Regions from separate parts of the Homo sapiens genome. Here all the other regions are linked to region 6. The links are chromatin loops, found by intact Hi-C in ENCODE. Cell type or tissue: HCT116. All regions are shown on one strand.

Region 1 (4,000 bases), 290 kb after region 6:
AAACCAGCCTGGCCAACATGGCGAAACCTTGTCTCTACTAAAAATACAAAAATCAGCTGGGTATGGTGGCATACGCCCATAATCCCAGCTACTCAGGAGGCTGATGCACGAGAATCACTTCAACCCGGGAAAGCAGAGGTTGCAGTGAGCCGAGATCGTGCTGCCGTACTCCAGTCTCGGTGACAAAGTGAGACTCCATGTCAAAAAGAAAAAATAAATAAATAAATAAATAATTAAGTCCAGCCGCCGTGGTTTACACCTGTAATCCCAGCACTTTGGGAGGCCAAGGCAGGCAGATCACAAGGTCAAGAGACTGAGACCATCCTGGCCAACATGATGAAACCCCGTCTCTACTAAAAATGCCAAAATTAGCTGGGCGTGGTAGCACGCGCCTGTAGTCCCAGCTACTTGAGAGGCTGAGGCAGGAGAATCACTTAAACCCAGGGGGCAGAGGTTGCAGTGAGCCAAGATCATGCCACTGCACTCCAGCCTGGGTGACAGAGCAAGACTGCGTCTCAAAAAAACAAAACAAAACAAAACACAGAAAATGCAAGCCAGGCATAGTGGTTCACACCTGTAATCCCAGCACTTTAGGAGGCTGAGGCAGGAGGATTGCTTGAGCCCAGGAGTTCGAGACCAGCCTTGGCAACATAATAAAACCCTGTCTTTACAAAAAAAAAAAAAAAAAATTAGCTGAGCATGGTAGCATGGGCTTGTAGTCCCAGCTACTGGGGGTGCTGAGGAAGGAGGGTCACTTGAGCCCAAGAGGTTGAGGCTGTGGTGACCAAGAACCTGTCTCGAACAAGCAAGCAAAAAAGAAAAACAAAGTGCAGAAATAAACTTTAGTGTAGCATGTCCAGGCAATTCTACACACTTTGGAATAGCGGGGTGTGAATGAATGAGGGTTAACCATGCCACCACCCTATAATGAAAAGATACAGGAGGGGTGGGTTTTCAGTCCAAGTCAGAGTCATTTAAACAGAGTCAACTGAGATGAGGCTTAGAAGCTCATGTAGGGGATAGGTTTGGAATTTTTTTTTTTTTTTTTTTGAGACAGAGTCTCACTGTATCACCTAGGCTGGAGTTCAGTGGTATGATGTTGACTCACTGCAACCTCCACTTCCTGGGTTCAGGCGATTCTCCTGCCTTGGCCTCCTGAGTAGCTGGTACTACAAGGGCATACCACTACACCTGGCTAATTTTGTATTTTTTGGTAGAGAAGGGGTTTTACATGTTGGCCAGGCTGGTCTCAAACTCCTGACCTTAGATGATCTGCATACCTCGGCCTCCCAAAGTGCTGGAATTTTTTTATGTTTTTATTTTTATTTATTTTTATTTTTTTGAGCCAGCATCTCACTCTTTCACCCAGGCTGGAATGCTGTGGCACTGGCATGGCTCACTGCAGCCTCCAACTCCTGGGCTCAAGGGATCCTTCCACCTCAGCCTCCCAAGTACATAGGACTACAGGCCAGCTGCACCATGCCTGGCTAATTAAAAAAAAAAAAATTATAGAGACAGAATCTCACTAGGTTGACCGGGCTGGTCTTGAACTCCTGGCCTCAAGCAATTCTCCTGACTCAGCCTCCTGGGTAGCTGGGATTACAGGTATGAGCCACAGGATTGGAATTTTTGACAGGAATTTTTGAAGGCCCTAATGAGGTTTTTGGCTTCAGAGGTAACTTACGCAATAAAGCTCTATTTCATTTTTACTTTTCGAAAAGCCACCGTTGAGGTGAAATGGGGACCCGTAGCTCCAGAGAAACAGCGGGAGGCACAACCTCCTCTGTGAAATTCCTCTGTGAGTAGCCAGAGAGCGCCAGAGAACTCTGGTGGTGGAGAGCAAATGAAAGCAGCCAGAAGGGAAACCGGAAATTCTCGCCCAAGGTCTGTGGTGTGAAAAAGTGCCAAGAATGACCAATGAGAACTGCAAATATGAAGAGTAATACTGAAAGTAGAGCATTGTGTTTGGTATAAAGACAGCCTGCCAATGCCTTTTTTGAAATGGAACTCAAGACATGAAGACAGCCAAGCATGGCGTGCCTGTAGTCCCAGCTACTTGGGAGGTTGAGGTAGGAGGACTGCTTGAGCCCAGGAGTTTGAGGCCACCTTGGGCAACACAGTGAGATCTTGCCTCTAAAAAATAAACAAATGAAAAATAAAGATGTGAAGGCAGAGAAAGTAGCAGTAGCAGGTAGACAAACCCAGGAGAGGTGTCGGGGAGAAATGAAAGGGAAATGACAGGGAAGGAAGAGGAGAAAGCATTACTCCCACGTGGGGATTTCTTATGGGAGGGGAAGTGAAAACCACAGAAATTGAAAGAGGAACTTGGGGACCAGAAGGCTTTATTTCCCAGTGTGCTCCCCAACACCCCTTCCCCAAAAGAAACCATCATGTTTGGGGAAAGGTACAAAGGAAATGTCCTATTTGTGCTTAGACTCTGATTTTGAGACTGGGTAAGTTGCCCTTTCCTTGATAGGGGATTGCCTAGGTTGAAACGGTAGGAGGGAGTGTTCCCAGAGTGGAATGCAGCCCGACTGTGTTCAGAAGAAGCATGAAGGTCCCATTCTACTTTGATACTAATACTTGAAAAAGGAGAAAAAATTACAAACTGCCGCTTTTTATGTGGTATTCATGAGGGAAGGAAAGGGGGTGGGAAAGCAGGAGGAAAGCACCATGTAAATCAAGTCTTCCAAGAACTTATTTTATCAAGCATTTAATCAGCTCTTGCTCAAGGCTAATCATAAAAATAAACTGCGCATTTTTACCTGCTGCAGGCAGCTTGCAAACTGCAGGTGTGTTTCAAGAAAGCCACTGTCAAGTCCCCAGTTGCAATTCAAAAGATATTAACTAAGAGCTAAACCAAATTATGGGTCTTACATTATGTTATAAGAACCAGACATAAATTACCACCCAGTTAAAATATCTAGAAATGAGCCAGCAAATGAACTGTCACCAGATGAAGGCCTACACTTTAAAAAAATGTTTTACTTTGTGGTTAAATATATATGAGTAAAATCTACCATTTTAACCATTTTTAAGTGTGCGGTTCAATGGCATCAAGTACATTCACATTGTGCAGCCATCCCACCATCCATCTCCACAACTATTTTCCTCTTCCCAAACTGAAACTCTGTACCCATTAACAATAACTCCCCATTCCCCCCTCTCCCCAGCCCGTGGCAACCACCATTCTACTTTCTGTCACATGAACTGACTACTGTAGGTACCTCGAATGATTGGAATCATACAGAATTTGGCCCTTGTGATTATTCAATAATGCATAATGTTCACCCATGATGTAGCAGGTGTCAGAATTTCCTTTTTTAGGCTGAATGCGCCTACACTTTTTAAAGGGAGACATGATATTAAAAATCATTTTCTAAAAAAATTGCATATCCACATCATTTTTTTAAAACTGCCACAGCACGGCCGGGCACGGTGGCTCACACCTGTAATCCCAGCACTTTGGGAGGCCGAGGCAGGCAGATCACGAGGTCAGGAGTTTGAGACCAGCCTAGCCAACATGGCGAAACCCCGTCTCTACTAAAAATACAAAAAAAAAAAAAAATCAGCTGGGCTTGGTGGCGGGCTCCTGTAATCCCAGCTACTTGGGAGGCTGAGGCAGGACAATCGCTTGAACCCAGGAAGGTGGAGGTTGCAGTGAGCCGAGATCGCGCCACTTGCACTCCAGCCTGTGTGACAAGAGCAAGACTCCATCTCAAAAAAACAAAACAAAACAAAAAAACTGCCACAGCATTGAATAGGCTTTTTAGCATTCATTAGGTTGCAAAAGGAGGCTGGAGCTGGGCTTCAAGGTAGCATTGTTCAAAGTCCTCTTACTTTCTAGGGTGGGATTTTTGTTGTTGTTGTTGTTGTTGTGTTTCCTTTTGTTTTGTTTTTTGAGAGGGAGTCTCACTCTTGTCGTCCAGGCTGGAGTGCAGTGGTGCGATCTCGGCTCACTGCAACCTCCTCCTCCCGGGTTCAAGCTTCTCCTGCCTCA
Region 2 (4,000 bases), 63 kb after region 6:
TGTGCCAATCAAACAAGTGTTTGCTCTGTAGATGAGGTGAGTGCTCCTGATCAGATAGTATATTCAATAAAATAAGCATGTCATCAAACTAACTTTCTTGGCCTTTGTTCTTTGGTTGAAAAACTCCCGTTGACCTCATGAATACCACATTTATTAACCCCGGAAGACAACAGATAGCTAATGCAACATAAATATCTGTGGCTTTAAAAATACATATTATTATGTGTGCAGTCTACAAACACTTTCCTGAAATTGGTCTTCTGTGGGCAGTGATTTAAACTTTTCAACTTGGACGCTTTTCCTACTGGGGGCTGTAAAGATGATAACTCAGCCCTTACTCTTCAGTGTTTCTCATTCCCGTCTCCCCTACTTCGGAATGAAACACAATATCTTAAGCAAACAGAGCCCAAAGAGGCTGATCATTGGCTCTCATTGTCCCCTGATACTGTAGCCCCGCCCCTTTGGCTTGTGCTGACTAGCTGTTTATATTTTAGTAAGGGCCACCCTTTAACTCGGCAGCTTGATGACTATAATGGGCCCAGTTGTCTGCGGGCTGCGGGGAGCTAAGTCCCCAGATTGGAGGAGGCTGGCTCTGGTCTTCGATGCACAGGAGTGGCCGTTATGGAACGCAGGTAAGGACGCTTCTCAATGTGGGATAATTCTTTTTCTGGGCCAGCTGGTTAATCCGGGGCTGGGAGAAACAAGTTGTGATTGGGTTGCTACTTTTTCCTGGTTTTAATTTTTTCCCTGCAGAAGAGGGAAGGAAAAGACTGGGATTTGCTGACAAAGCTCACAGTGAGCTCTGTTAATCCAGGCAGGAAGGGAGTAAGGAAGCAAAAAATCGAGGGAGAGACACAGCTGGATTTGACACCAAAGCAACATGAATGTGGCAAAGCATAAGGCCAGTTCCAGTGATGTTGTGAGACTCAAATGCTGTTTTATTTCCTAACATAGGTAGTCACAGTCAGGAGCTTAGCTGGGCCTCTCCGGGGTTTCTGTAAGCCAGCTGCTAGCCGATGTAACTCAGTCGACCCCATTTGAAAGGACCTAATATCTGCTAGTATTTTCAAAGGGCAAACTGTAGTAGTCTTGCATGTTATAAATAGGTCTATTCAGAAATGTGGGAACAGTTTAGAGCAGACAGGAGACTGTAAAGTTTTACTGCCCCATAAAAGTGCTCAAAGGGTACTATGTCCCTCTGCCGTGCGACTGTGGAATGAAGAAATAGCCCCAGGTGAATAGAGCGTTTGTCCTTGACTACCCAAGTGAGAAGTCAGCAGAGCCTGGGGACGCCATGTGAGTCGGGGGTGAAGCCTGATGTGGGCTCAGCCAGCCACACCTCGGGGTGCTTGCTGGTTTCCGGGGTGTGAATGGGTGAGGGTGGAAAACCACTCAGGCACCGGTCTTTGGTGCCTGCTTTATCTCTTGGCTGGCCCATTCGGTGCTCAGTGAGGCACCTGTCGTAGCTCACGGGGTGCGCAAAGGGCAAGGAAAGGGTTGTGCTGTCATTGCGACCTGTAAGGTGGGGAGGGGGCTACAACATCTCGAGTCCTGGGAGTTGCTTTAGAAAGTCCTCCTCCTCCTGCTGAAAAAAAGAATCACCTACGGCAGCTTTGATCAGATAAGTTTCTGGTGAGCCCCGTGGTGTGGAGTCAGTGAACTTGCGGTTTGTGTTTGTTATCGACAGGAGCCTGATAAAATGAAAAGGTGAGGTTTAATTTTTACATAAAGCTAGAGGTGAACCATGGGACTTTAATACATTTAATGCTTTGAAAGTCTCCCCACCTCTCCAAATTCCCTCAACTTGTATCTATTATCTAGGTACACCTTGTTTAAAGCCACCATGCTGTTTGCGGATCCTGGAGGTATTAAGTCAGAATACAAAGGGTGTTTTTCAAATGAATTTGACGCCAAGCAACATGAATGCTTGAACCCATTGTATGAAAACAGGCAGTCTCTAAGTGAGGCCAGGTTCTCCTGGTGCGGTCCTAGAGCCCTGGAGAGGGATGAGTCACCCCACGAGGAGGTCCTGACAAGGAATGGAAATTCTGACTCTGCCAGTGAACTTTTGACTCTCCCAGGTGGGGTGGAGGCTCCAAAGGGAAAGGACAGGTGTGCATCATTCACCCTCCAGGCCCACCGCAGGCCTCACAAATCCCATTTGGTCAGGTCAATGCATTCTCACCTTCCCACCTAAGTAGGTGTCCCACAGTTTAACTCAATTCTGACACTAACTGCAGTGAGTGCAGACCCTGAGGTTTAAGGGCTCAGTCCTACCAGGCTGCCCCGACCTCAGAGGCCAGTTGCAGGCTGAAGGTTGTCACTTGTGCTTCTGACTAGCTGGCTATCCATGAGAAGTTCTCACGATCCTTCCTCAGGTAGATTACAAGCTGTGTAACTTTGTCTAACTTTGTGCTGTAAGTCAGAGATTGACTTCTTGGGGTCACTGTTTTGTTAGCATAGCTCACGGAACTCAGGGAGACACTTAATTCCATTTACCAGTTTATTATAAAGGGTATTACAAAGGATACAGTTGAATGAATACATACAGCCAGGTGAAGAGATGGCTAGGGAGGGTCTTGGAGCTTTCATGTCCTCTCCGGGCGCCACTCTCCCAGCGTCTCCATGTGTTCAGCTATCCAGAAGCCCTCCAGACCCGCTCCTTTGGGTTTTTATGGAGGCCTCATTACAAAGGCATGATTGATCAAACCATTGGCCATCGGTGATTGAGTCAACCTCCTGCCCCTCTTTGCTCCCTGGAAACAGGGTCAGGGGGTGTGTATGGGTGGAGTAGGGAGAAAGGGGCTGAAAGTTCCAACTCTCTAATCACTTGCTTGGTTCCCCTGGCAACCAGCCCCCTCCAGAGGCAATCTGGGAGCCCTCAGTCGTCAATCATCTCATTAGCATACAAAAAGGCTCTTTATCACTTTGTACATTCCAAGGGGTTTTCTTTCTTTCTTTTTTAAATTTGAGACAGGGTCTTGCTCCGTCACCCAGGCTGGAGTGCAGTGGCATGATCATGGCTCACTGCAGCCTTGACCCCTTGGGCTCAAGCGATCCTCCAGATCCTCCCGCCTCAGCCTACCAAAGTGCTGGGATTACAGGTGCATGCCCCCATGCCCAGCCAATTGCAAGGATTTTAAGAACTATGTGCCAGGAAGCAGAGACAAGACCAAATATATATTTCTTATTATAAATCACAATATCACACCTTCCTCATGATTCACACTTCAGGTCACTTACTCACTGTGTAACTCTGTGCAAGTTCCCTAACCTCTCTGTGCCCCAGTTCCCTTATCTGTAAAATTCGCTAAATTCCAGGAAGGGCCAGCCACACTGGTAGGCCTATGCGGTGCGGTGGCCGATGGGGGACAGACGACACACAGAGGCAGAAGCCAAAGAACACGGGTTTAAAAACAAGGGGTTAAGAGCAAGAGCTTTGATTCAGACGAACCTGGAGTCCAGCCTCACTTTCGTTGTTTTACTTATATGTTATTGGGCAAGTTACCAAATCTCCCTAAGTCTGTATTCCTTCAGCCAAATAATGGGATGACAATCTGTTTCACTGGATGATTGTGAGGTTTAAATGTGGTCATGCATCAAAGTTCCTTATACAGCACTCAGTGCACAGCAAATATTCAGTGAATATTAATTATTTTATTATGACTGCTACCAGCATCTAACGACAGTCCTAAATACCATCTAAGTTTACCAAATGTCTCTCTGATTTACTGGTGACATTGGATAAAGGAAATGCTAAGAGAATGCAGTGCAGTGGAAAGAAGGGCGGGCTGGACATCAGCGTTCTGGTCTCCATCCGGGACTGGCCAGCAGGTGGCTCTGGAAAAGGGAGTCCCTCAGGGTCACGGTTTTCTATCTGTCCTGAGGCATGATCTTCAAAGTCCATTCTAGCTTCTGTCTATGACTTTAGATCTGACAGAAATCTCCCCGGAGGAACTCATGAGCCGTAAGTTAAACATGGTTTGAAATCACCCTTGAG
Region 3 (4,000 bases), 610 kb after region 6:
TCATCTCATGGCAGAAGGTGAGAGGGCAAGAGAGAATGAGAGAGAAAATGGGTCCACATTCATGTTTTTATAATAAACCCACTCCCACAATAATTAATGGCATTAATCCATTCACAAGGGCAGAGCCCTTATGGCCAAATCGCCTCTTATTAGGCCCCACCTCCCAGCACTGTTGCATTGGGGATTAAATCTCCAACACAAGAACTTTGGGGGATACATTCAAACCATAGCAGACACCCTAAACCATTTCTTTTGGCTATTCTAATCCTCCTTTTCCTGGACTGTTGGCAGAAGTTGTTCATGCATGAAGGGAAAACTGGTTTACTTAAACCAGGGTTTTTCAGTCTTGGCACCATTGACATTTTAGGCCAGATAATTTTTGTTGTGGGGAGCTGTTCTGCATTGGAGGATGTTTACCAGCATCCCTGGCCTCTATCCACCAGGTGCCAGTTGCAACTCCCCTCCCCCTTTTCACCCCCCACAAGTCTTGACAGTCAAAAATGTTTCCAGACATTGCCAAATGTCTCCTGGGAGTGAAATTGCACTTGGTTGAGAACCACTGACTTAAACCAAGGCAGTTCCTTCAAAGTGCTAACCAAGGGAGAACATGTCCTGGAAAAAAACAGTCAAGCTGATACAAGCTGGAGCAGGCTCCCAGCAGCCACGGGGATGACTCACATTGTAGGATCGGCCATGCCTCTGTCTCCACTGAACCAGCACTATCTGGGCAATGACCAGAACGCAGAGGAAGATCAAGATCATTTCCACGTGCATGGAATCGTGGCCCCGGTGCATCTTGTACATCCTCTCCTGCTGCAGGCTGGAACCAGCAAAATGAGGTCATCTGAAAAAGCCCTCAACCTTGCGCATTTAGCAAAAAAAACAAAAAACAAAAAACAAAAAAACAAAAAACAGGTTTGGCTTACAAAAAGCAACAGGGGATTTCAAATATAAGGGTTGGTAAGCTTTGATTGTAAAGTTTTTCTAAGTTTTTCTTGGTTTCTTCCCTTTCCCTAGATCTGGAGAAGGAGCAGCTGGGAGGAGGAGCCTGACTTTCTTAGCAAAACCAGTTCCTTTGCTTTCCCATGTGGTTGGCCTCAGCCTTGTCTTTTAAGTTAAGTGATGGGGCTAAAAAAAGTAATGAGCCCCAGGAAGACCTGGGGTCCAGTCCCTGATCTGCCACTTCATTGCCTCACAACCTTGGGGAAGTCATTTATCCTCTCTGAGCCTCAGTTTCCTCATTTGCAAATTTCAAATAACCATCCTTCTGTAACTGACAAGGTTGTTGTAAGACTATAAAGCACATGTTATTTTATTTGTGTCTATATAAGGAATAATTATTATTGAGCTGCATCATATGAAACTTCAATTTTTGAAAGTCAAAAACAGTCAAACGTTGGTAATTTTAAATCATTTGCTACTATTTCAAGTAAAAGGAAACCCTGCAGATGGTGCTTATGCCAGAGGAGAGAATATTATCCAGGGGGCAATGGAAAGCTTCTGAATGAGTTGTATAAATTGTTACAGGACTATAATAGAGAGAAAGAATAGGCTTAAGTATTATCTTAGACATGCACAGACATTCCCATGATGGCTGAATGTTCCCATTTTAGCTGGATGCTTAGTTTTGCACAATTGTAGAGAAAATCAACAAAATAGTTTGTCATCTCTTTTAACGTTCTGGGGTAGCCTCGATGAAAACCTAGAGCAGTCGTTCTTGACCTTGTCTGTAAGTTAGGAAACACTGGGAAGCTTTAAAAAAATCTTAACCCCCCATATCCAGATCAATTAGATGACCATTTCTGGGTGTTGGGGGCTGAATTTCACCCTCTCAAAATTCATACACTGATGTCCTAATCCCCTGTACTTCAACATGCCAACCAAAACCTGCCAGCACCTTAATCTTGGACTTTCAGCCTCCAGAACTGTGAGAAAATAAATTTCTGATTTTTAAGCCACCTATTCTGTGGTATTTTGTTATGGTATTCCTAGCAAATTAATACAGATTTGCAGAATGGGATGTGACATCAGGAATTTTTCAGGCATCCCATGTGATTTTAAGGGGCAGCCAAGATTGAGAACCACAAGCCTAGCAGAAGAGAAAGAGGCCCAGGGTCAAGATGAGTGAACATGGGGAAAAATCATGAATGCTGTCAGTTACTTTCTAAATACTGGTTATCATTATCTTTCATCCCTAGTGTGGCACCATCAGTCACAAAATCTCTTAAGTTTCCACTTACGTCTAGTTACAATATGCAGTTAGCTAATGTACCACCCAGAAAACACCACAGGGTAACAGTCTGTGCCGTGAGATAGTGACCTTTTAAAGGCACTTGATGGGTATGTGGGTTGGGTTCTCTCCCTCTGCCAGCATTTCTACAGCTACTCCAAAGAGCAGTGAATGCCTCAGAAAAGGGTCTCATCCAAATCCCAAGGGTGCCCCCTGCTGGAAAAGGTGTAGAAATCAGCCCACAGAGCCCAGTAAATACTGCTCAAGTTCAGTTTCTTTGAGAGGGATTCTCAGAATGTCAGTGCTGGAAGTTACCATAGATGGAATGAATCTCCCTCATTTATCAAATGACGAAGATGAAATCCATATCAGGTAAGCAACTTGAATAAAATTACGTGGCTCTTAGTCTCTCTATTGGAAGCTGAGCTCAGGAGACAGGAATGATTTCTAGAAGCTCATTTAAACAAACAAGCAAAAAAACAAACTTGTTCCCCTGAAGATATGGGAAGAAAAATGAAAAGAATACAAGTGCTTAGTTGTGGTTTATACAGCTCCAAATCTAAAATAGCTGTTTAATATTCTATATAATTAACAGACTTTGAACTTACGGCATATAGATAAAAGAGTGACTTCATCATCAGTCTAAAATAGGATTTGCATAGATATAAAATAAAATATGCTTTATGAGATTAATCTATTAATCTGTTATATGAGATTAATCTATAATAAAAATGCATCTCAAATTGGTTAGCCTATGTTGAAGTACTTTGAAAAGTATATATTGGTGTACAAATGTAGTAAGTATTTTCCTTTTTGAGTAGGAATATATCCAAAATTGACTCCTGTAATACAAAAAAGGAGGAGCTTTTCATTCTTATTTCACTTCATGTGGTGCTCACAGGGCCCAATGGCCCTACAGTATGCACCAGAACACAGGGGCAATGGTATAGGAACAAAACCAGTGTATCTTGTGCCTAAAATAAATAGTAACTTGACACAGCCATATTTTGAAGGATATATTAATCCACCTTTGTGGGACTGCATGATCTTTTTCTACAGATCATGCTGTAGAAAACAGATGAAATCCATGCATTTTGGTCTGTAGTATTTGTGTATCCTACCCCATCTTCTCTATCCTGGAAAATTTACAAATAAAATGATGACTTCATTCATTTTCTCAACTGTTAAGATAAAAATCTAATTTTTAGCAAAACAACTCTTAAAAAATACTAATTACTTACTTCCATGTGTCTTCTGCAGAAAGCTTTGTATGAGAGAGCTGAAAAACATAAAAAGGGCCCTTATCAAAAAATGTCCTTATTTTCTTGGTTTTTCTGTGAAAGCAATATATGGGAAACCCAGACCATGAAAAATAACAATGTCACATAGTATTTGAATAATTTGGGATAAAAGTCCTAGTAAAATAATTTGCTTACAGAACTAAAACAACACAAACAAAAAAAGAGTAATCAGGTCACTATTAATAAATATTTGATCCTGTTCCTGGATCAGAGAATCAGATGAGGCTCCATTTCTGTGGTTTTGTTTTGGCAAATCAGTCAAAGTTACAGAGAGTGGTCTCCCAATAGGCCATGCTACTCTGGCTTCTAGGATATGAAGTGTGAGTCTGAGCATCCCTAAAAACCATCTGTTTTGCTGGTATCTTAAATGATTGCAGTGAGTAAATATCTCCAATGTCAGTGAGTAAATATCATTTCCAAGTTCAAAGTTTCAGAGACAGAGCTGAGCAGAGGCTCCGTTGATTTGGAG
Region 4 (4,000 bases), 500 kb after region 6:
TGAAGGAAAAAGTATGGGGAAGGATACAATTACCCAGTGGTTAAAGAAACGAGTCGTTTTTTCTGAGACAGAGTCTCACTCTGTTGCCCAGGGTGGAGTGTAGTGGTGTGATCATGGCTCACTGCAGCCTCCAACTCCTGGGCTTAAGTGATCTTCCCATCTCAGCCTCCCAAGTAGCTGGGATTACAGGTGCAAGCCATCACGTCCGGCTAATTTTTTATTTCTGTATTTTTTGTAGAGACGGGGTTTTGCCATGTTGCCAGGCTGGTCTTGAACTCCTGGGCTCAAGTGATCTGCCCTCCTCACCCTCTCAGAGTGTTGGGATTACGGGCGTGAGCCACCTTGCCCGGCCAGAAGTGAGTTTTAATTACTAGAGAATATTTCAATTATCCTATGGTTGTGAGACGAAGTACCACAGGCAAAGACAGGACTACAGTCCTTACAATGTGAACTTTCACACACCAGTCACCATGTATAGACATCCACGTGATGATTATTACACACTGGATTATGCTCATGCTGGGGGAAATGAGAACCACCTGAGTAATAAAGGAGGCGGGGAGAAAAACCACTGCTGGTTTCTAGAACTTTCCATTTTAGTAGAGGCTCCATTAAACAGCATATTCTTTGGGGCCAGGCTGCCTGGATTCTAACTCCAGCTTCACCACATACTTAACCTCTCCGTGCCTCAGTTTCCTCTTCTGTAAAACGGGGATGATAATAGCAACATACCTCATGCAGTTGTGAAGTTTAATGAATTAGCGTTTGGATGGTGTTTGGCACATAGCACCCCTAATTGACTACTCTTATTGAAACTGACCAAATTTTCCCACAAGCGGGGTGCCCATAGAACTGAAGCTTGAGAACTTACAGTGAAACGCACTGCTACCTGCTGACCGACTCCTCTTCCTTACCCCTCTCTAATTCCCATTTCCCCACAGTGGTTACAATGAGACACTAGACTCCTCATTCAACTGTCTGCTCCCTTGCCCCGCCTGTTTTCCTTCCTTGCTATATAAATCCTTAACTTTAGGCTTGGGGAAGGAACGGATTGGAGGTTTGGCTTCTGTTTCTTCGGCTGACATCACCCGTAATGCAATAAAGGCTTCTTCCCTGGCAACGCTTGTCATCTTAGCGATTGCCTCTCTGGTGAGCAATGGGGCCTAGACTGAACTGGTGTTTCGGTAACATTATTGTTCCATAAAATTGCTATGGTCAATTTAAATGAAAGAACATGAAACAACAGGAAAAATATAAAATTGGGCCTCAGTACTGGTGGGGGCAAGTGAGGCAGGCACTTTTATACATTGTGGGATGGGATTATAAATTGGTTGGCCATATATGTCATGCACCTTAAGAACTTCCAGGAAGTAACTTCTAAGGAAAATAGCAAAAGATATGCACAACAATTAGGTATTAGTGTTTTTTTAAATGCATTCATTATTGTAACTAACTTTCTCCCAAAATAGATTTATAGCATTTAATAATTAAAACACATACAACCAAAACATTGGGTAGATATAAACATATTTAAAAAATTACTAGTAAGTATGAAAATCAAAAACACAATTCCTAAGGTGGTGTTTTATTTTCCCTCCATTACTGGCTCTTTCCCCATTTGGAAGCTTCCTTCATGTTTTTTGAAGCTGAGCAAGGATGACATGACTCATGTCATGTATATTATACAATGTAAAGAACAAAACTGGCTGTGCGGTAGCTCACACCTATAATTCCAGTGATTTGGGAGGCCATGGTGGGAGGATAACTTGAGGCCAGGAGTTTGAGACCAGTCTGGGCAACAAAGTGAGACCCTATCTCTTTAAAAAAAAAAAAAAAAAAAAAAAGGAAACTAAAACAAGGCCACATTGATACATTGATTGGGCACTCTGGACAGAAAAAAAGTGATTGTACTGATGTGTAATTGATAGGTATGCTTGATAAAAAAAAAAAAGGATTCCATTTTTCATGACTTTTTAATGCGCTACATGATTCTGTGCATGACTTTCAGAGCACAATGATCATGTCTACTTGATTTCCTTCAAAAATTAAAAGAAAAATCTTTTACTTGAGAGGGTGAGGTGGGAGGATTGCTTGAGGCCAGGAGTTGGAGACCAGCCTGGGCAACATAGGGAGACTTTGTCTCTACAAAAAAATATAAATAAAAAATAAAAAGAGAAAGCTCCTAAGACTTCACTCAGTAGGTTATCCTACTAAAATAACTGGTTACTGATGGTTTCATGCAGTTCACAAAATTAACTGATGATTTTAGTTGCAGCTTTTATCTTCCTGACTTCTGCCACTCATGTCTCTGCTTTCACTTCCTGTATCCGCAATCTGACTGTGATATGTGATTATTAAAGGTATAGTCTATGTTGCCCCCTAGTGATTAATATGAACATAGGAAAAGTCCTGTAGACTTGCTCAGCTATTCAGAGCTGTGGATATGCTTCTTATCATGCAGAATCTACCTACTACTTTCCATCATTTTATTGTTTAAGTCCTTTAATAGCGTCAATTTTTACATTTTATTATGTTATTACACAAGTCCAAGCTAAACTGTTTATTCTATATAAAAGACAAGCAAAAACCAAGAAAACATTATAATCAATAAAATATTATCAAACAAGAAAAAGAAATACACCTCCTTTTAAAATTTATTTCTAACTCTATTTTTGTGGAGTGCTTTTAACCAGAGAAATAATTAACCTAAATGCATGGTCTATTAAAAGTTAATCGACCAGGCATGGTGGCTCACGCTTGTAATTCCAGCACTTTGGGAGGCTAAGGCGGGCAGATCACTTGAGGTCAGGAGTTTGAGACCCTCCTGGACAACATAGTGAAACCTCGTCTGTACTAAAATACAAAACTTAGCTGGCTGTGGTGGTGCATGCCTGTAATCCCAGCTACTCGGGAAGCTGAAGCAGGAGAATTGCTTCAACCCGGAAGGCAGAGGTTGCAGTTGGCCAAGATTGCGCCATTGCACTCCAGCTTGGGTGACAGAGTGAGACTCCATCTCAAAAAAAAAAGAAAAGAAAAGAAAAAATCACTTTTCTTACTTTAGTATTTCCTGAATATAAAGAATGACAGGCAGGATTGAATACCTTGTGAAAAAGTCTGAGATAATGCACAGTGATGCTGTCTATGTATTAAGTCTTGTGAGGCCTTCATCTATAAGTTTTTCCTTACCCCTTTGGTGGGCCCCCTCAGCCCAGCTTTTTTTTTTTTTAAAGGACAGGGTCTCACTCTGTTGCCTAGGCTGGAGTGCAGCAGCACAATTTTGGCTCACTGCAGACTCAACCTCCAGGGCTCGAGTAATCCTCCCACCTCAGCCTCCCAAGTAGCTGGGATCACAAGAATGTGCCACCACACCCAGCTAATTCCTTATTTCTTATAGAGACAGAGTCTTACTATATTGCCTAGGCTGGTCTCAAATTCCTGGGCTCAAGTGATCTTCCCACCTCAGCCTCTGAGTAGCTAGGACTACAGGCATGCACCACCATACTCGGCTAATTTTTGTATTCTTACTGTAGAGACATGGGGTCTCACTTTGTTGCCTAGGTTGGTCTTGAACTCCTGGGCTCGAGTGATTCTCCTGCCTTGGCCTCCCAAAGTGCTGGGATTACAGGCTTGAGCTATGTGCCCAACCTCCTTTGATTTTTTGTTTTTCTTCTGTTTGCTTTACTCATAGGAAAAAACATATACATTTATAAATCCTGATTCAAAGACTACTTTTGTGTGAGGGTATTGAGTTTGCTTTTTTTTCTCCTTTCATCTAGGTCATGTGGCCTTTGGGAGATATGTGTGTGTGTGAGGGGTAGGATGTGTGTTTAATTTTTTAAATTTATATTTTGGTGCTGTATGTTGTGAAAGATTTGCTCATAGTGGATCAATGAACCATCTTTTCTAGGCAGTTTTGTTGAAAATGAAGGTTTCTCTTTGATTTCAAGAATGACCAAATTAAAAAACAAAAACAAGGTATTAATTTTCTATTGCTACCATA
Region 5 (4,000 bases), 430 kb after region 6:
AACTCAGCTGAGCCTGCTGTTATGCAGGAAACACTAAATTAGGAGTGTGGTTATAGAATCTGAGTGTTATGTGGAAGGCACCCAAGATAGCTCTCATTTTATACAAGATCATTTGCCATGTGCATAATACTGTGTGTGGGGGCCACCTGCTGGAGCAGTCAGATGGCTTATACAGAATCAGTGTTCCAGATGCATATGTTGGCATAAGAGATTTACTTTTTCTTGTCTTTTTGAGATGGACTCTGTTACCCAGGCTGGAGTGCAATGGTGCAGTTGCAGCTCCGCCTCCCGGGTTCAAGCAATTCCCCAGCTTCAGCCTCCCGAGAAGCTGAGATTACAGGCGTGTGCCACCATGCCCAGCAAATTTTTGTATTTTTACTAGAGACAGGGTTTCACCATGTTGGACAGGCTGGTCTCAAATTCTTGACCTCGAGTGATCCGCCCTCCTTGGCCTCCCAAAGTGCCGAGATTACAGGTGTGAGCCACTGCGCCCGGCCGAGATTTACTTTTATAATGACTTCTAATATTTAGCATTCAAAATTGTGAAAGGGGAGAAAGATGTCTGAGAAATACAGAATCTAAGATTGGGATTTGTCTAAGTAATTCTTTCATATTTCATAAGTTGTAGTCCTTAAATAAAAAGGTTTCATGTGGTTATTACCAGGAACATCAAGCCTCTTGTTCATTCTGTCTGGATTAATATAGATTCTCAAATATATTTATTTATTAGGCTGTGCTTTACTCTTGTTGATAAGACATCAGAATGACTTAATACTTTAAGTCTGTTATTTCCTTTCCTGTTTAATTGCACACAGTCCCCCCAAATCACACCCTTCTTGTGGCCCAGGGCACCAGCAATTCCTTAGCAAGTGAAGGGAGATGATTCCTTTCTCTCTAGTATCCAGTTCCCTAAATTCATACTTCTTCACCACAAAACTGTGGAAATACATGACATACAAAAGGAGTTTTAACATTTCTATTTTCTTGACCTTTGCATTTTATCTTGGTATGGTTTTCTAATATATATCCCTGTGTTGATGGATTTTTAGGCCTTTAGGTACCTAGGAGAAACAGATTTGATCTATTTTAATTTGTTAAAAAAGTACTGACTGCAGTTGAAAAACCTGATTTTTTTTTCTGTTTTTCTACTACCTAGCCCCAAGATCTTTGATAAGTCTCTTAACCCCTCCAAGCCACAATTTCCCCCATCTTCTAAAAGGGGATAATACTTTATATGAAATAATATGAAATATATAAACTATATTAATACTTTCAATGAAGACTACTTAAGAAAAAGTTGTTTATAGAGTTACTTTTTCTTTTTTCTATAAAATATCTGATCTGATTTGTTAAAGGAGTATGGGAGGTTTCAAAACTAGAGAATTACGTTTTTATTTGTTTTTCCTGTCTAATCAGCCCAGGCTCACTCTGGATGAGGGCGTGTCCTGTTGTCACACAGTGTGCTCAGTTGGGGACAGTTGGGGAACTTGTAACCCTAGTATGTGGTTGCCCCCTGGCTAACATTTTGGTTAGAGTTTCTTTTTTATCAAGTTAATATTGCTATTGTTTTGTTCTTTTTTTTTTTTTGAGATGAAGTCTCACGCTGTTGCCCAGGTTGGAGTGCAGTGGCCCGATCTCGGCTCACTGCAAGCTCTGCCTCCCAGGTTCACGCCATTCTCCTGCCTCAGCCTCCCGAGTAGCTGGGACTACAGGCGCCCGCCACCATGCCCGGCTGATTTTTTGTATTTTTTAGTAGAGACAGGGTTTCACCATGTTAGCCAGGATGGTCTTGATCTCCTGACCTCGTGATCTGCCTGCCTCGGCCTCCCAGAGTGCTGGGATTACAGGCGTTGGCCACCGCGCCCGGCCCAATTGTTTTGTTCTTTTGAGAAAGATATGGACTTGAAACTTTTTCTTTTAGAAAAATTAGCATACTTCTGAAGGGCAGTTTGGAGGTGCTAGAACTCCCCCTTGTGGGATTCTGAAATATGTCCTACAACAAAAGAAACAAAATAGTGATTTTTAAAATGCCTCTCGCTAATAGAAGAATCTTAATTAAAATGGCAAGTTATAAATATATCCGTCCAGAGATTTACTAAGAATGACAAAATATTAGGCTTTAAATCATAGCAAATTACTCTGCGAAATAGGGTTGTTAATTGTGTCAAAAACTGTTAATATGAGTGTGAACTTTTAACATCTTTTCATTTGAAGAAATATTGTAGGGTAGAGAATTGCCTTGTCAGGTTAAGACCTTAACATAGTTAAATTGTTGTAGATTTCTTAAAAAAAAAAAAAAAACTTATAAATGTGTACTTTAAAAGTGTGTTAATATGATTTTTTTCTTTAAACATTTTTTGAAAGTTTCAGATCAGAAATACACACTGTTAGGTTTTTATTCTTTTATTTTGTAGGCACCGTTTACTATTTTCTGTTTCTTGCCCTTTTCAAGCTTCTCTTGCCCTTTTCAAGCTGATTCCCTAGCATCTGTGGCTGTATGCCCACCTCTATCCACTCATCAGCTGTTTATTGAGTGCTGATGAAGTGATAGGCATTGTGCATTCGAAGCACGAGATGCTTAGAATCTCCTGGCGTAGGTAGACCTTGACCATGTTGTTGTGAGAAGTGTTACAAAAGGTCAGGTAGAAGTTGCTGTGGTGTCTGAGAGGGTATTTAAGCCAGGACATGAAGCATAAATCAGATTTAGCTAGGTGGAGAGGTGGGTGGGTTGGAGGAGTGGGTGCAAGGCAAAGGGACAGAAAATTCAAAGGTGTTGAGGCAAGCAGAGCAGAAACGAGACCAGTGAGGTTGGAGCATGCGCAGGGAGGTCGAGACTAGGCAGGTGCCGGAGTTTTATAGCGACAGCAGAGGATTTGGGACTTTTGCCAAGTGAGAAGTCTTTGAAGAGTTTTAAGCAAATAGTGGCATGACCAGATTTGTATATGGGTAAATTCACTCTTGGTGCAGTGTGGAGAATGGAGTGGAAAGGGCAGAGGTGGATGCAGGGAGACTAAGAGGAAGTTACTGCACCATCATTTTTTTGTGTAGTTTTGTGGTGTTAGAGTATTTATTTTGACTTTGTAGGCTGTACAGTCTCTGTTGCAAGTACTCAACTCTGCTATCATAGCACGAAGGCAATAGTAGACAGTCCATAAAGGAACGGGCATGGCTGTGTTCCAATAAAACTTTGCTGACAAAAATAAGCAGCAAACTGGATTTAACCTGTGGGCATAGTTTGCTAACCCCTGATATCTGGGGTATTTATTAAGAAAGAGGAGAAGTGAGTGGGTTTAAGGGCTCATGAAGGAGGTACAATCAGTATGACTTGGTTATGGATTTGTTTGAGGAGAGTATGAGAAGCTGAAGTGAAAGGGGTTTTCAGGTTTCTGGCTTAAACAACTGGATAAATAATGATAGGGTTGATGAATAATGGTGCTAAGATGAGGCACACAGCAAAGGTGGCCAGGTTGGGGTGTGTGAAGATTCAGGTGGATGCCCAGTCACTGGTTGGACATATAGGTATGGAGAGGACTAAGCTAGGGGAATCGATGTGGGAGGGTTCAGCATGCCAACAAGCTCCCCTGGGAGAGAGTGAAGAGGGCATAGGCAGCATCCAGCATAACTCAGTGTCTGATGGTTAAAGGAGCAACAGCTGGCAGAGGAACCAGAGAGAAAGAAAAACCGAGAGGGACAAGTGGTTCAGGCTGTAACAGGACAGGGGGCTGGTGGCAGCAGGGAGAGTGGTGAACAAAAGGAGAAGTTTCTGTTGGATTTGGCCGTGTGAGGATCATTTGTAACCTTAGTTAAAGCAGTTTCAGAGCTGGGCATGGTAGTGCACGCTTGTAGTCCCAGCTACTCAGGAGGCTGAGGTGGGAGGATCGCTTGAGGCCAGGAGTTTGAGGCTGCATTGCGCTATGATTGTGCCTGTGAATTGCCACTGTGCTTCAGCCTGGGCAGTATAACAAGTATTTTATTTTTTTTTGAGACGGAGTTTCACTCT
Region 6 (4,000 bases):
TTTTTTTAAAGACAGGGTTTCCCTATGTTGCCCAGGCTGGTCTCAAACTCCTGGGCTCAAGCCATCCTCCCACCTCAGCCTCCCAAAGTCCTGGAATTATAGGCACGAACCACTGTGCCTGGCCTCCCTGTTGCTCCTGACTCTAAGGCCATGCTCTCCTCAGCCTTTTATTAGGTGCCACGTGGGGACTTAATTCCTGCTTTGATTGGCAATCCTGGTGGCCTTTGGTACGGCAGTGCTTCTCATTCTCAACCTGAAGGCCCAGCTGCCCCCAGCCCACAGTCCTGGCTTTTCCCTGGGTGGTGCAGTATGAGAGCCTAAGCATTAGAACCACACAGCCTGGTTCAAAGAGTGGCCACACCACTGCTCTGTGACCCTGGGCAAGTCCTCCTGTCTCCCCATCTGTAAAATAGGAATAAGATACCTGCCTACTAGAGTGTGGGGCAGCTCAAAAAAAAAGACATGCATAGAGGAGCTGGGTAGGTGCTTGCAAAAATCCCAGTTCCCCTTGCGGAACCAGCCAGCCAGTGACAGACCACACTGCTGTTCAAATACTTTTCTTTCTTTTCCTCTTTCTTTCTTTCTGTTTTCTTTCTTTCTCTTTCTTTCTCCTTCTTTCCTTCTTTCTCTTTCTTTCTTTCTTTTTCTTTCTTTCTTCTTTTCCTTCCTTCCTTCCCTCCCTCCCTCCCTCCCTTCATTCCTTCCTTCCTACCTTCCCTCCCTCCCTCCCTCCCTCCTCCCTTCCCTTCCCTTCCCTTTCTTTCTTTTTTTTTTTTGCTTTAACAGAGTCTTGCTCTGTAGTCCACACTGGAGCGCAGTGATACATCTCAGCTCACTGAAACCTCTGCCTCCTGGGTTCAAGTGATTCTTCTGCCTCAGCCTCCAGAGTAGCTGGGATTACAGGCATGTGCTACCATGCCCGGCTAATATGTATTTTTAGTAGAGACAGGGTTTTGCCATGTTGGCCAGGCTAGTCTCGGAATCCTGACCTCAGGTGATCCACCCGCCTTGGCCTCCCAAAGTGCCGGGATTACAGGCATGAACCACCATGCCCAGCCTCTTTCTTTCTATTTCAAAAAAAAAATTGTTGACAATATATTAGACCCATGCTATGTGCTTTTGTGCTTCAAGAATGAGAAGGGGCAACATTTTAAGAGAAAGCATGAGACAAGTGCACAGGGAAAACAATGGAGCCCTGTGCACAGGTGTGCAGCCAGCAGCTGCCAGGCAGCCACAGAAATGAAGAGGAGGTGGAAGGGCTCTAGGCTTCTCCAAAGGAGCTGCCTGCTTTGGTCTGCGAAAGGGAGATTTCCGACTGAGGGTGCCCAAGATTTTAACTGATGGGTGGGAAAGCAAAGTGTGAATCTCCAAACCCACAACTTTCCCACTTCTGCAAGGAGTTCTCTCCTCCTCTGTGTCAGCCCTGAGAGACAAAGAGTGGCAGGAATTTCAGGGCAGGTGGAGGGTGGTTCATTTACAGAAAAGAGCTTTCATGATCTCCGGTTGGATTAGGGTAAGGTAGTAATGAATGACTGTTGTTTGGATGAAATACTGGAATGATTTCAACTGTGGTAGACAGGTTTGACTTGAGAAGAGTATGGAGAACTGGTTAAGAACAGACTTGGCCAGCCATGGTGGCTCACGCCTGTAATCCCAGCACTTTGGGAGGCCGAGGCAGGCAGATCACTTGAGTTCAGGAGTTCAAGACCAGCCTGGGCAACATGGCGAAACCCCGTCTCTACTAAAAACACAAAAATTAGCCGGGTGTGTTGACACACACCTGTAATCCCCACTACTCAGTGACTGAGGCACGAGAATTGCTTGAACCTGGGATGCGGAGGTTGCAGTGAGCTGAGATGGCGCCACTGCACTCTAGCCTGGGCAACAGAGGAAGACCTTGTCTCAAAAAATAAATAAATAAAATAAATAAATAAATAAATAAATAAATAAAAATTTTTTAAAAAAATTACAAATGAAAGTGATTTGCACAAAATACAAAAGGAAATTGAAACCAGGCTGGCCTATAAGAGAAAGGTAGTTTATTGACTTAATGGTAACTAAAACTCTAAAGGTAATAATTTCAGGTGACATTTGATCCAGCAGCTCAAAAAATGTCACCAACAGCCTGCCTTCTGTCCTCAATCTGCTTTATATGGTGTTGGCTTTATCCACAGATTCCACAAGGTGGCCCCAGAGGCTGCTCCAGGATCTCGATTACTGGAAAAAGGCTGTAGCTGCTCCAAAATTCACCATTCGGGTAAAAAGGGTGGTCTCTTTTTCAGAGCTACTATAAAATAGGTTTATTCTTCCCAAAAGCCCCGGCAAATGTCCTCCTGGCTTGTTGCCTCTGATTTGGTAGTGCCAGTCTCCAAACCAGTCCATTTGGCTTGGGGCCATGGTGGGTGTGCCCATTGGTTTAAGCCAGCCAGAAACCACTCCAGGCACTTGGGGAGGGTTCAGTCCCACTCAAGCCAAATTCACTCTTGAAATCTGTGTTCTTGTATCCAGGAGAGAATATAGATGCAGGGTATCAAATAGCCAATGTGTACTACATTACATTTTAAGAGAAGCCACCAAATTTATACAATTTGTGCTTACAGATTTCTATACAAAGACAAGAGAAATGCCTGATTCTTGTGTGTGTGTTTTGTTGTTGTTATTTTTTGTTTTGTTTTTTTCCTGTTGATCGATCACAATAACCAGGAAGGATTTTGGCATTTGGCATTTTTGCACCTTGGTTCTGACCTGGAAAGGAGGAGGGTGTGGCATTTATAGATAAGTAACTGAAGACCAAGGTCAAATGAATGGATGATGTAATTCATTCCCTAAACAGAGAAACGTCTGGTGCCTTCCTGGCCTCAGTCCTCTCCGAAGGGGCTGTTGGCTCCAGCCCAAAGGCCTCTGCATTCTTTGGCTTCCATTGATTTCTCACCTGATTCCAATCACATTGCCCTCTGACTAATACTATGTTTTAATGCTTAGACGAATTATGTATGCATTAAAAGGAAAACCTTGGATTTAAGCCTTGAGGTGAAATAGGATGCTTAGTCTGTGGTAACAAAAGAAGACTGGAAATGGAAGGAGATCAGCGAGGTCAGACACAGCAGCCCACAGACGCAGCCCTTGGCTGCTGAATGTCCTCCATCTCAGCCCATATGGTGACACTCTTGAGTGCACACTGGGCATGCAGCCCAGATAAATGCAGCCAGGATAAGTGGTTTCTATAACATAATGGGGTTAAATGAAAGATTTCTAACTCTCCCACTTTCATTTGTGGCTCAGAAAAGATTTTAGTAATGAAATCGAAGGTAATCAGAGATCAGCTGGAGGAAAGATGTATAATCAGATTTTCCAGTGTTCAGATTTGCTCTGGGGGAGGGGTTATGCATTTATTCAACAAATATTTCTTAAAGGCCCAGTATGTGCCAGGTATGGGTACAATGGTGGCCTGTCCACTTGGGTTTACGGTCTAGCACAAGGGAGCTAGGTAATCATCAAATACCTATGCAAGCCCACCTACAGTAAGTGCTATCGGTTAAAATATAGACATATTTAGGCATGTTAAGAAAGTCTCACGTGAATTTTGTGAATTAAATGTGTAGAGAAACTCCCAATATAGAGCATCTTAAACTGCTGAATGAAGTATTTAAAAAAGACTGTTTTGCCAATTTTGTTGTTATAATTTACATACAATGAAATTCGCTGATTTTAACTGTACAATTCAATGAGTATTGACAAATGTATAGAGTCCTGTCACTGCCACCACATCATGACATAGCACACGTCCATCACTCCTGAAGTTCCCTTGTACCCCTTTACAGCCAGTCCCTTCCCGCTACCTTCTGACCCCAGGCATCCACTGATCTGCCTCCTGTTTCGCTTTTTCTAAAATTTCCTATAAATTAAATCATATGTAGTCTGTCATGTAACATGGTGCTTCTGAGATTTCTTCTTGTGATGCATGTCAGGAGTCTGTGTATTTCTCTTGGTAAGTAGTATT
Region 7 (4,000 bases), 180 kb after region 6:
TTACAGGCGTGAGCCACCACGCCTGGCCGCATTATGCCTTATATATTTCCCTGTCCAGCCTACTAGAGGCTTCTATTTCTGTTGATAACATGAGTTTTAACTCAGATCAACACATTGCCATCCCAGCTTATTACTGTTTGGCCATCTGCAAATCGTAACTTCCTTGAGCTTCAATAGCCTTGTTTTTAAAATTTTGATTTAAAAAAGATCTATCTTGGCCAGGCGCAGTGGCTCAGCCTGTAATCCCAGCACTTTGGGAGGCCGAGGCGGGCGGATCACAAGGTCAGGAGATCGAGACCATCCTGGCTAACACGGTGAAACCCCGTCTCTACTAAAAATACAAAAAAATTAGCCGGCCGTGGTGGCGTGCACCTGTAGTCCCAGCTGCTGGGGAGGCTGAGACAGCAGAATGGTGTGAACCCCGGGAGGCGGAGCTTGCAGTGAGCCAAGATCGTGCCACTGCACTCCAGCCTGGGCGACAAAGCAAGACTCTGTCTCAAAAAGAAAAAAAAAAAAAAAGATCTATCTTGCCTGGGCATGGTGGCTCATGCCTGCAATCCCAGCACTTTGGGAAGCTGAAGCAGGAGGATTGCTTGAGCCCAGGAGTTCAAGACCAGCCTGGGAAACATGGCAAGACCCTGCCTCTACAAAAAATAAAATTAGCCAGGTGTGGTTGCACAGGCCTGTAGTCCCAGCCACTTGGGAGGCTGAGGTGGGAGGATTGCTTGAGCCCAGAAGTTAGAGGCTGCAGTCACCCGTGACTACACCTGTGCACTGCAGCCTAGGTGACAGAGTAAGACCCTGTCTCAAAAGAAAAAAAAGACCTATCTCATAGGATTTAAGCAAAGACTAAATGAGATTTTATGTGCCACATACAAAATAAGGATCTAAGAAATGAATGTTCTTTTCCATGCCGCTAGTAACCCTGTCCAAAAAATGAAGTCTTGTTTGGTCAGCTGTGATCTGGGCTTCATGTCCTCATGCAGGCACCTGGTGGTCATCACTTTGTCTAGGAGTTTGGAGATGCTGCTTTTCATAATCCAATCTGGAATTCTAAAGATTACTCAAAGTGTACTTATTGGTTTCTTTCTGGAAGAATTTCTGTTTTCCTTTTTAAAGTCTTCAGACTGCTGTAGTCCCCTCATTGTTTTAATGAAATGAGTTACGTAATTGTGAAACTCTCAGATTTGAGCCTCTGTTTTGTGTGAGGCAGCATCTTGTCAATTTTGGAGACTGAAAAACTGTCATTTTTTATTCCATAATATTGCATGCAATTCTTCAATCACCCTTGAATTTTTGGTTTCACTAGAAATTTAATGGCTCTGTATGATGACCACATATATATAAAAATCTCCTGCCTTTCTGTAGCTCTAACTTCTTCCCCCTTTTTTGCATTTTAATAATTGTATATGTGGTAAGACATACCCAAATATGACAAGTTTAATGTGAATATTTATATCTTGAATATCTTGAAAATGTTTATATAGTTTGGAGGCAACCCATTTGTTTATGTTTTATACTCTAGCAAAACCGTGATCTGTCTTTGTAAATTCAGAAGCTAATACTAAAATAGGTTCACTTACGGAGACAGGAGTTTTATGTCTAAGGAAGAAGGGCTCTCTAAGCATTTTTTGTTCAGTGGTTCAATAGTCTATCTGTAATAGACACTCTTAGAAGAACTGGGTTCTTAGAGTTGGAATATTAAAGGTAATAATGAGAATAAACTCTAAAGAACACTCATGCCCCCTAGAGGATTGGGGGAGTGGAGGTGGTGTAGTTTCAGCAATACCCTCTTCTATGATAGGTGTTGATCAAAACCCAAAGGGTAAAAGGATAGCATGTAAAAACACTTTAGGACCCTCACAGGAGTTCATCCAAGTGGAATATCCACAGGTATAGACAGAGATACTTATTTTCTTCTTTTTCTTCTTTGGTGGGACTCAGTAAAATTAAACAAGTGCTGAGAAAGACACACGTTTAACACCAGTGTAGACTCTTTGTATTTATTCCTAGTAGTTCCAGAGATGTAACATCTTATCTCCTTTTCTTTTATTCACCAATTTATTAGCCCTAATTTTTATTTCTCTCTGCCTCCTCTGAATTTATTCTATCTTCCCCACTGCCTCCTATCTTCCAGCCCATCTAGAAACCTTTTCTATCCAAACAAATGGAAACACCTCTGGCCACCTTACTCTAAAATATCTCATCTCTTTCCTGTTCAATTTAAGGAACTATTTGTTGAGTTAAATACCCTGATTAAACCATTCCAAAGGCAGGGTTAAAATATTTTTGCTGGGCCGGGCACAGTGGCTCACATCTGTAATCCCAGCACCTTGGGAGGCCGCAGCGGGCAAATCACCTGAGGTCAGGAGTTCAAGACCAGCCTGGCCAACATGGTGAAATCCCATCTCTACTAAAAACACAAAAAATTATCTGGGCATGGTGATGGGCGCCTGTAATCCCAGCTACTCGGGAGGCTGAGGCAGGAGGATCACTTGAACCCGGGAGGCAGAGGTTGCAATGAGCTGAGATTGCGCCATTGCACTCCAGCCTGGGCAACAAGAGCAAAACTCTGTCTCAAAAAAAAAATATATATATATATTTTTTGTTGTTTACTATTCTGTTTAAGATGGGGTTGACACAATCAGGGAAATGCAGGGATTCTTACCTTTCACTTGGTTGAATCCAGTGCAGCTAAACTAGGAGTGATGAAGGGAAGTGTAAAGAAATTTTGGTTCAATGTTTAAGTTATTCTTTCAGATCTGCCCTAGTTGTCACTACATGATAGAATGGAAGTAACCCTTTATTTTCTCTTTTTATTCTAGATAATTATCCATTTGATATTATTTGGTTGAGTCATCTAAGCAACTACAAGTGTTCATAATGTTAGGTAGTAATGACATTCTTGTTTTAATCATCGAAGTGCCTTCTCTCCCTTTTGATCTCTGCTGACTTACCCTCCATTTAGACATGAAACAACAAATGCCATTTCTTTACCCACCATTGTGTTATAGCCTCTTTGATCTTTGGGCTAGATTGGAGAATCAGAATCAAATTTACACAGCAGTTCCTCTTGCCAAGAAAACCACTGTTTCTTTCCTAAGTAATTGTGTTCCTTTGCTCTAAAGAGATGAAATCTGAATCTTCATCATTTATAAACTTAGAAGAATAAAAGGAGCATATAAAGTCTAAAGTCCCCATCATGCAAAGTCCCATCCTGCTACTAGAAAATTTAAAAATACATATGTGGTTCACATTATATTTCTATCAGACAGCACTAATATAGAGAGATAAAATAAGAAGGCTAAAGCATAACCTATGAGAATATAACTTTTTGGGTTTTCTAAGATATAGACGCTGATTTCTCACTTTTCCTTCCAGAAGTCTATGTACATACATGCACACATATAACACATGTGGACTCAGACTACACTCATTGTTCCTTACCTTAATTTGTTTAATAGCATGTCTGAGAGTTTTTGTTGTTGTTGTTGTTTTCGAGACAGAGTCTCGCTCTGTCACCCAGGCTGGAGTGAGGTGGCGCGACCTTGGCTAACTGCAACCTTCATCTCCCAGGTTCAAGTGATTCTCCTGCCTCAGCCTCCTGAGTAGCTGGAATTATAGGCACCCACCACCACACCCAGCTAATTTTTGTATTTTTAGTAGAGATGGGGTTTCACCACCTTGGCCAACTGGTCTCGAACTCCTGACCTCAAGTTATCCACCCACCTCGGCCTCCCAAAGTGCTGGGATTACAGGTGTGAGCCACCGCGCCCGGCGAAGAGTTCTTTCATAAAAACACATAGATCTGCTTCCCTCCAACACGTCAAGCCTGGGTGCCAGGGAGAACTGTGGTTCTTATAGTTTCCCTGACTTAACATACATTCCTTCCTGCTGTTTCCTCACCTGGGGTGGTCCTTCGCCTTCCTTGTCTGCTGTGGCGTCATCAAGTTTTCACTTCACATGCATTCTGAGATGGCCTAATTGAATTCTCCCAAGT

The links. Peaks named below come from ENCODE experiments on the same cell type or tissue, not always from the same donor. Only the 100,000 strongest peaks of a DNase experiment are listed, where the experiment ranks them.
Region 1: it touches region 6 in a loop (9-fold over the local background); 12 of 110 quality-filtered maps call a loop at or near these places.
Region 2: it touches region 6 in a loop (4-fold over the local background); 40 of 110 quality-filtered maps call a loop at or near these places.
Region 3: it touches region 6 in a loop (8-fold over the local background); 22 of 110 quality-filtered maps call a loop at or near these places.
Region 4: it touches region 6 in a loop (12-fold over the local background); 28 of 110 quality-filtered maps call a loop at or near these places.
Region 5: a loop joins it to region 6, with 10 times the contacts of the local background. A loop is called at or near these places in 70 of 110 quality-filtered maps.
Region 7: a loop joins it to region 6, with 12 times the contacts of the local background. A loop is called at or near these places in 99 of 110 quality-filtered maps.

The regions. Positions count from the first base shown.
Region 1 is chr4:153,431,437-153,435,436 of GRCh38, forward strand. No RefSeq gene overlaps it. Among named protein-coding and RNA genes, the nearest start is that of TMEM131L, 33 kb to the right of the region's middle. RefSeq lists an enhancer at 1,723-1,912. In HCT116, a CTCF peak has its summit at 1,815; a DNase peak (open chromatin) is centred at 1,805; H3K4me3 peaks cover 734 bases; H3K27ac peaks cover 1,439 bases.
Region 2 is chr4:153,203,929-153,207,928 of GRCh38, forward strand. TRIM2 (tripartite motif containing 2) reads left to right here and starts at 515. Exons shown (of 12, transcript NM_015271.5): 1 at 515-632. The coding sequence starts at 603. RefSeq lists an enhancer at 2,066-2,971. In HCT116, a CTCF peak has its summit at 3,829 (motif pointing right); DNase peaks (open chromatin) are centred at 453, 1,226 and 2,003; H3K4me3 peaks cover 2,480 bases; H3K27ac peaks cover 2,847 bases.
Region 3 is chr4:153,747,967-153,751,966 of GRCh38, forward strand. RNF175 (ring finger protein 175) reads right to left here. Exons shown (of 9, transcript NM_173662.4): 2 at 3,472-3,509; 3 at 679-820. Among named protein-coding and RNA genes, the nearest start is that of RNF175, 10 kb to the right of the region's middle. RefSeq lists a silencer at 2,211-2,505. In HCT116, a CTCF peak has its summit at 2,452 (motif pointing left); a DNase peak (open chromatin) is centred at 2,415.
Region 4 is chr4:153,641,232-153,645,231 of GRCh38, forward strand. It overlaps the pseudogene LOC100419170. Among named protein-coding and RNA genes, the nearest start is that of TLR2, 41 kb to the right of the region's middle. RefSeq lists a silencer at 2,384-2,453. In HCT116, a CTCF peak has its summit at 2,381 (motif pointing left); a DNase peak (open chromatin) is centred at 2,380.
Region 5 is chr4:153,574,391-153,578,390 of GRCh38, forward strand. The region is part of intron 7 of TMEM131L (transmembrane 131 like); the gene reads left to right. Among named protein-coding and RNA genes, the nearest start is that of TLR2, 110 kb to the right of the region's middle. In HCT116, CTCF peaks have their summits at 170 (motif pointing left) and 1,988 (motif pointing left); DNase peaks (open chromatin) are centred at 161 and 1,951; H3K27ac peaks cover 115 bases.
Region 6 is chr4:153,140,945-153,144,944 of GRCh38, forward strand. No RefSeq gene overlaps it. Among named protein-coding and RNA genes, the nearest start is that of TRIM2, 61 kb to the right of the region's middle. In HCT116, a CTCF peak has its summit at 2,177 (motif pointing right); DNase peaks (open chromatin) are centred at 2,187, 2,417 and 2,887; H3K27ac peaks cover 576 bases.
Region 7 is chr4:153,317,152-153,321,151 of GRCh38, forward strand. All of the region lies in intron 8 of TRIM2 (tripartite motif containing 2), which reads left to right. Among named protein-coding and RNA genes, the nearest start is that of MND1, 26 kb to the right of the region's middle. In HCT116, a CTCF peak has its summit at 1,744; a DNase peak (open chromatin) is centred at 1,730.